2 separate regions of the Homo sapiens genome follow, and region 1 is linked to region 2. Evidence: chromatin loops called from intact Hi-C (ENCODE). Cell type or tissue: Caco-2. All regions are shown on one strand. Links, peaks and the distances in the headings refer to the core of each region. The heading gives the core; the rest is flanking DNA. Region 1 overlaps XKR7 (XK related 7). Region 2 overlaps HCK (HCK proto-oncogene, Src family tyrosine kinase).

Evidence for each region. Hi-C counts contacts between places; a loop is a spot of excess contacts. Peaks named below come from ENCODE experiments on the same cell type or tissue, not always from the same donor. Only the 100,000 strongest peaks of a DNase experiment are listed, where the experiment ranks them.
Region 1: it touches region 2 in a loop (3-fold over the local background); 3 of 110 quality-filtered maps call a loop at or near these places.

The regions. Positions count from the first base shown.
Region 1 is chr20:31,973,568-31,976,479 of GRCh38, forward strand. The region is part of intron 1 of XKR7 (XK related 7); the gene reads left to right. Among named protein-coding and RNA genes, the nearest start is that of XKR7, 6.9 kb to the left of the region's middle. RefSeq lists an enhancer at 2,673-2,912. In Caco-2, for the core only: no CTCF peak of the experiment used is centred there; a DNase peak (open chromatin) is centred at 1,778.
Region 2 is chr20:32,090,847-32,093,758 of GRCh38, forward strand. The region is part of intron 10 of HCK (HCK proto-oncogene, Src family tyrosine kinase); the gene reads left to right. Among named protein-coding and RNA genes, the nearest start is that of TM9SF4, 17 kb to the right of the region's middle. RefSeq lists an enhancer at 177-972. In Caco-2, for the core only: a CTCF peak has its summit at 1,218 (motif pointing left); a DNase peak (open chromatin) is centred at 1,235; H3K27me3 peaks cover 352 bases.

The DNA.
Region 1 (2,912 bases), core at 306-2,805, 120 kb before region 2:
TCAGGGTGGACCTCTCCAAGGAGGTGGCATGTGGGCAAAGGGCTGCACGAGGTGAGGACAAGCTGTGTAGAGGTCTTGGGGAGGGTTTTGCAGGCAAAGGAAAAGGGAAGGGCAAGGAGAAGGCCTGTGTGGCAGAAATAGAGTGAGGGGAGCATGTTTGGAGATGCTGGTGGACAGATTGGCAGGGGCGAGGTCATGCAGGGCCTCAGAGGCCATGGCAAGGACTAGGGCTTTTACTCTTCATGACACGGGGAGCCCAGGATAATTTGGCCAGAGAAGGAACATGATCTTGACTTGTGTTTTGCAATGTCCACTCTGGCTGCTGGGTGGGGAATAGACTGGAGGGGCCGGGCACAGTGGCTCACGCTTGTAATCCCAGCACTTTGGGAGGCCGAGGCAGGCGGATCACGAGGTCAAGAGATCGAGACCATCCTGGCCAACATGGTGAAAGCCGGTCTCTACTAAAAATACAAAAATTAGCTGGGCATGGTGGTGCGCACCTGTAATCCCAGCTACTCGGGAGGCGGAGGCAGGAGAATCGCTTGAACCTGGCAGGTGGAGGTTGCAGTGAGCCGAGAGTGAGCCACTGCACTCCAGCCTGGGTGACAGAGCAAGACTCCATCTCAAGAGAAAAAGCATAAAAAAGAGAGAGAATAGACTGGAGGGAGGCAGAGTAAGCCTGGAGATGCATGAGGAGGCTGCTACAAAGATGCAGGAGAGAGACAATGGAGACTGGATCAAACTGTAGCAACAGGGATGGGGGTCTGCTTCAGGCTGAGCTAATGCGACCTCTTTCCTTCTTTGGTCCTCAGTCTCTCCACTGGGGCCAGAGTTAATGGTTCAGCATCCACTCTCTGGAATCAGCCATATCCTGCACCTGCCACTTTCTGTGATTTGGGGCAAGTGGCATGACTTGTCTGTGCCTTGATTTTCTCATCTGCTAAATGGACACTCTAATAATAGCACCTATCGCATGGTGCTTGAGGTAGTAGAAAATTAAATAATGTTTAGTGTTCAGCACAGTGCCTGGAACATAGGAAGTTCTCAACAATGATAATTAGACATTGTTATTTGTAAAACAGGTCAGGGGTTGGATTCCATCATTTTCAAACTGTGTTTTATAGCCCTGTCTCCATCATTTTAACCCAAGTATCTCTGAATGTCTCTTTTATGACATGTCTAAGATTTTGTTTTGAATAATCTGTCCTACAGCTGACACTTGATTACAGTCCCCTGAACTCAGTGACCATCCATGAGGTTCCTCCCTGCTCTGCCTTTGTAGGGTTGTTCCAGTTTGGGCCTCACCACTCACCTCCTGGGAGACCCCTCTCCAGGAGGCTCTCCACCCCCACCCTGCCTCCTCCCCTTGCCCATCCAGCTGCCATGGACCATTAGAGCTGCTCCTAACAGACACAGCGGCGGCGGTTGGGCCCAGCGTCCCCTGTTTGATCTATAAAGACCACACAGGAGAAGCTCTGGGGAGTGGGAGGGCGGAGGGCTGCCAGGAAATGGCTTTGAACCCAGCATCTGGGGCGCAGGTCCCTGGGGAGAGGAGGGAGGATGGTTGGGATCTTCTCTGGCCTCTCTGTTCACCACCCTGCCTTTGTTAGGGCATCCAAATTCCTCCCCTGGGAAATCCTATCAGCCTCCGGTTATCACCCCCAACCCCCAATCCCGCCTCCACCTGCAGGCAGAGCGATGGCTCCCCTATGTCCCTAGAGCAAGTCCCTGTGCTTTAGCCTGGCTTTGAGGCCCTTTGCCCCCTGATCTTTTGTCTTTCCTCCCTGCTCTACCCACATGACAACCTGCTCCCCACCCCCTTGCTCTCCATTGCCTGCAGTCCTTCCTCCAGCAACACCCAACACCAGTTTCCAGTCTCCTCCCAGTGAAATTCTGCACGTCCTTCCAGGCTGAGCTCAAATGCCACCTCTTCTAAGAAGCTTTCTCTGAACAAATCCCACACATGCTACCCTCTGCCCCCCAGAAACCACCTCCCACTCACTCAACCAGGCAAAAGTCATTGTTCTAAAGTGGAAAATGTTTGGCTGTTTTGTCTGTTGATCAAAAAGCTATACATTCTTGTTGAAACCTCAGGCAATATAGAAAAGGCATAAAGAGATTCCCCTCTGCTCATTATCTCTTGGGGCGGGAGGGGTGGGGTCAGGGGAGATTTCCACTTATTAAGTAGATATTTCTTGCATTGCTTGAAGATTTTGCCTCTGGTTTTCAGTTAGCTAAAAAAATGCATGTATAGATTTGTCTATTTTTTAAAAATCAGTATAAAAATGAAATTTATTATACTTACTGTTTATTAAGACTTAGATTCGATCATTTCTCTTGACAATCCTGCCAGGTAGAGACTGCGAGGATGAAGAAGAGAACTGTAGACCCAAAACCCTGGCTCTGCCACATATGAGCTGTGTGGCTTTGAGCAAGTCACTTAACCTTTCTGGACCTCAGCTTTCTCATCTGTGAAATGGGCATCATAACAATCCCTACCCAGGTCTCCATTGTGAAGGCTGATTCAATTAATATATATGTGCTCTGCACAGTACTCAGCACATAGTGGTGCTCAGTTAGTGTTTGCTAGCATTATTGGCCCCATTTTACAGATGTGGAAATTGAGGCACAGAGAAGAGTGGCCTTCCAATTCATAAGGAGCAAAGCTAGGGTTTGAAGCCATGAGGTCAGGCTCCCAAACCCACATGTGGAACCACCAAACTATACTGTCTTCTGCTAGTTAAGTGTATTCTTACAAACAATCAATCATGTATTGTTTAGAGAAGCAGAAGAAAAAATATCAGAAAAGTATTTTTATTTTTTTTTATTTTTTTTGAGACAGAGTCTCGCTCTGTCTCCCAGGCTGGAGTGCAGTGGCTCGATCTCGGCTCACTGCAACCTCTGCCTCCCCG
Region 2 (2,912 bases), core at 220-2,719:
TCAGCTCTGCCTGTGTAGCCTCAAGCAAGTTGCTTAACCTCTCTGAGTGCCACTTTCCCCCACTGGGAGCACTGGGAGCCACTCTTTAAATAAATACTTAACTATGTGCCAAACACTCTACTAAGCCCTTGATGTAGGCTTAGGGGATTCATCTTCACATGACCCCTTGGAACCAGGTGCTATTACAGAGAAGAAAAGTGAGGTACAGAGAGATGACACAACTTGCTTGACATCACAGAGCTGCAGCGCTCAAGCTGAGTTGGTCCAGCTCCAGAGCCATTTAGCTATTACCCTCTGCTGTCTCCTAAGTGGGGTGTCATCCCTGCCCCATCGAGCTCCTGTGAAAATCAGTAGCATATGAGCATCTGCCAGTGAGCATCAAACAGTGGTAACTACCAGCATTAGTCCTTGCTCCAGAAGAAAAGCAAGGCAAAAAAGCTGGGCCAAGTAACAGGTAAGTGCGTGGACCCCAAGCAGCGCTTTTGGAGCTCCAGCCCTGGCTCCGCAACTTGCAAGCTGTGTAAGCTGGGGCCACTTACCTATTTCTCTGGGCTTCAGTTTTCTTATCTGTGGAAATGGGGCTGATAACAAAAGTGCCTCCTCCAAAGCACATGGTAAATGTCACATAAGTGTTTAAGTATCATCTTATAAATAAGCTATGATGCCTTCCATTAGCATCATAACTTTTGTTAACTGTTCATCTAAGGACTCATAAATTTCCCACACTCCCAGGGCCAAGATGCTGTCTCACTCCACCCTGGCAACCTCATCCCCATTTCGTCCCCACCCCCCACTATTCTAAACAAAATCAGAGTCTCTTCCAAGTTTTTACTGAAAAATTTGGGTCTCTGGGTCTCCCTTGGGCATGACAGCTCAGGCCTGTAATCCCAGCACTTTGGGAAGCTGAAGCAGGAGGATCCTTTAAGCCCAGCCTGGGCCACATAGTGGGACCTCTTCTCTATTAAAAAAAAAAAAAATTCTTTTTAAATTTAATCTGGCATAGTGGCATGCACCTATAGTACCAGCTGCTTGGGAAGCTGAGGTGGGAAGACTGCTTGAGCCCAGGAGGCACAGGTTGCAGTAAGCTGTGATCCCACCACTGTACTCCGTGACAGAGCAAGGCCCTGTCTCAAAAGAAAAAAAAAAAGAAGAAAGAAAAGAAAAAAGCAAAGCATGGGTCTCCATTCTAACTGCCTCGGGTGCCCCCTGCTGTCCACCCCTTGCAAGTGCGCCACCCACTTGCCTCAGACCTTGAGAAGCCGGCCGGTGGTGCTTTGATTGTTCTGTCTAGTCAGACGCCCTCACTTCCAGAATAATTTCATCAGACTGCACCCAGCTGCAGTCTGCCGGAGCACTGGAGTGCTGGGTTATTTAGAGGCAGCAGGATGCACTGGATTGGGAGTCCTCAGACTGGTTTGAGCCTGACATTCAGAATTTTCCTGGTGGTGTGATCTGGAACAAGTGGTTCCATGTCTGTAAAACAGAGATTATGATCATTCCTGCCTCAAAGAGCTCAAGCCCAGTTTGTAAACCAAAAGTGCTGCTTTCTGGGCATCTGAGGGTTCATCTTCAACCGCTTTTGTCCAAACCCTTGTAAGTAAAAATGTCTGCAAGATATAATCCCTGTGTTTTCATCAGAGGCTTCTAGGGCTCCTGGTGTGAATAAGAATCCTCCACGCAGTCTGTTAGTCACTCAGCAGCCATGGTGATCTTTAAATGTACATCAGAACATGTCACGCTCCTGCTCGAAGGCCTCTAATATCTCCCCAACACGCTCAGAATAAAATCCACCCTCCTCTCCTGACCTACAAGGCAGTTCATGATTGGCGGCCTCCCTCTCAACTTCAACTCTCCCCACTCTCTCTGTGGCATCTTCTGCTGGCCACACTGACCTCTGTGCTGTTCCATGAACACCCAAGCTCTTACCTACCTCCACGCCTTTGCATCTCATGTTCTCTCTGCCTAGAATATTCTTATGCGACACACTTATTATTATCATCATTCAGATCTTTGCTAAAATCTCACCCCCTCAAAGCAGGTTTCCCTGAACGCCCAATCCAAAAAAGCTCTCTACAGGTCATATTTTGTTACTTTGTTTTATCTTTTTTTTCTTTTTGAGACAGAGTCTTGCTCTGTCGCCCAGGCTGGAGGACAGTGGCACGATCTCGGCTCACTGCAGCCTCTGCCTCCTGGGTCCAAGCAATTCTCGTGCCTCAACCTCCTGAGCAGATGGGATTACAGGCGTGCACCACCATGCTCATCTTCTTTTTGTATTTTTAGTAGAGACGGGGTTTCGCCATGTTGGCCAGGCTGGTCTCGAACTCCTGGCCTCAAGTGATCCGCCCACCTCGGCCTCCCAAAGTGCTGGGATTACAAGTGTAAGCCACCATGCCCGGCCTGTTTTATCTTTTCTTTATGGTACTTACCACCTGCAGGGGCTTTGCCGGGCTCATCACCTGTTCAAGCAACATGTCTGGCACCCACAAGACACTCAGTGGATTTCTGTTGAGTAAATAAGTGAATTTTCCCTACCCAGGCTGGGGCATGAGGAAGATATGAGAGGTATAGCAGAATATGACATGAACCTGGGTTGTCCCCAGAAAGAGAGTTGAAGGTGAAAGCTCTTCATAGTATCCTAGGGTTCGTGTGTGTGTGTGTGTGTGTGTGTGTGTGTGTGCATGTGCACGTGTGTGTGTATGTGTGTTCCTGGAAGAATAGGTCCTGGAGAAATAGTCCCATTGCTTTTTCCCTGAGAACATTTCAAAGTGCTCTCTGGAAGTCTTGGAATTCTAGAGAATCCCCCAAACTGGCCCAGGCCTCCTTAGGGATCCCCCTAACCTGAATGGGTTGATGGAGGAATGCCACCCTGAGCCCTGGGGCCCTCCCGACACAAAAGGGAGGGCTGGTGCAGA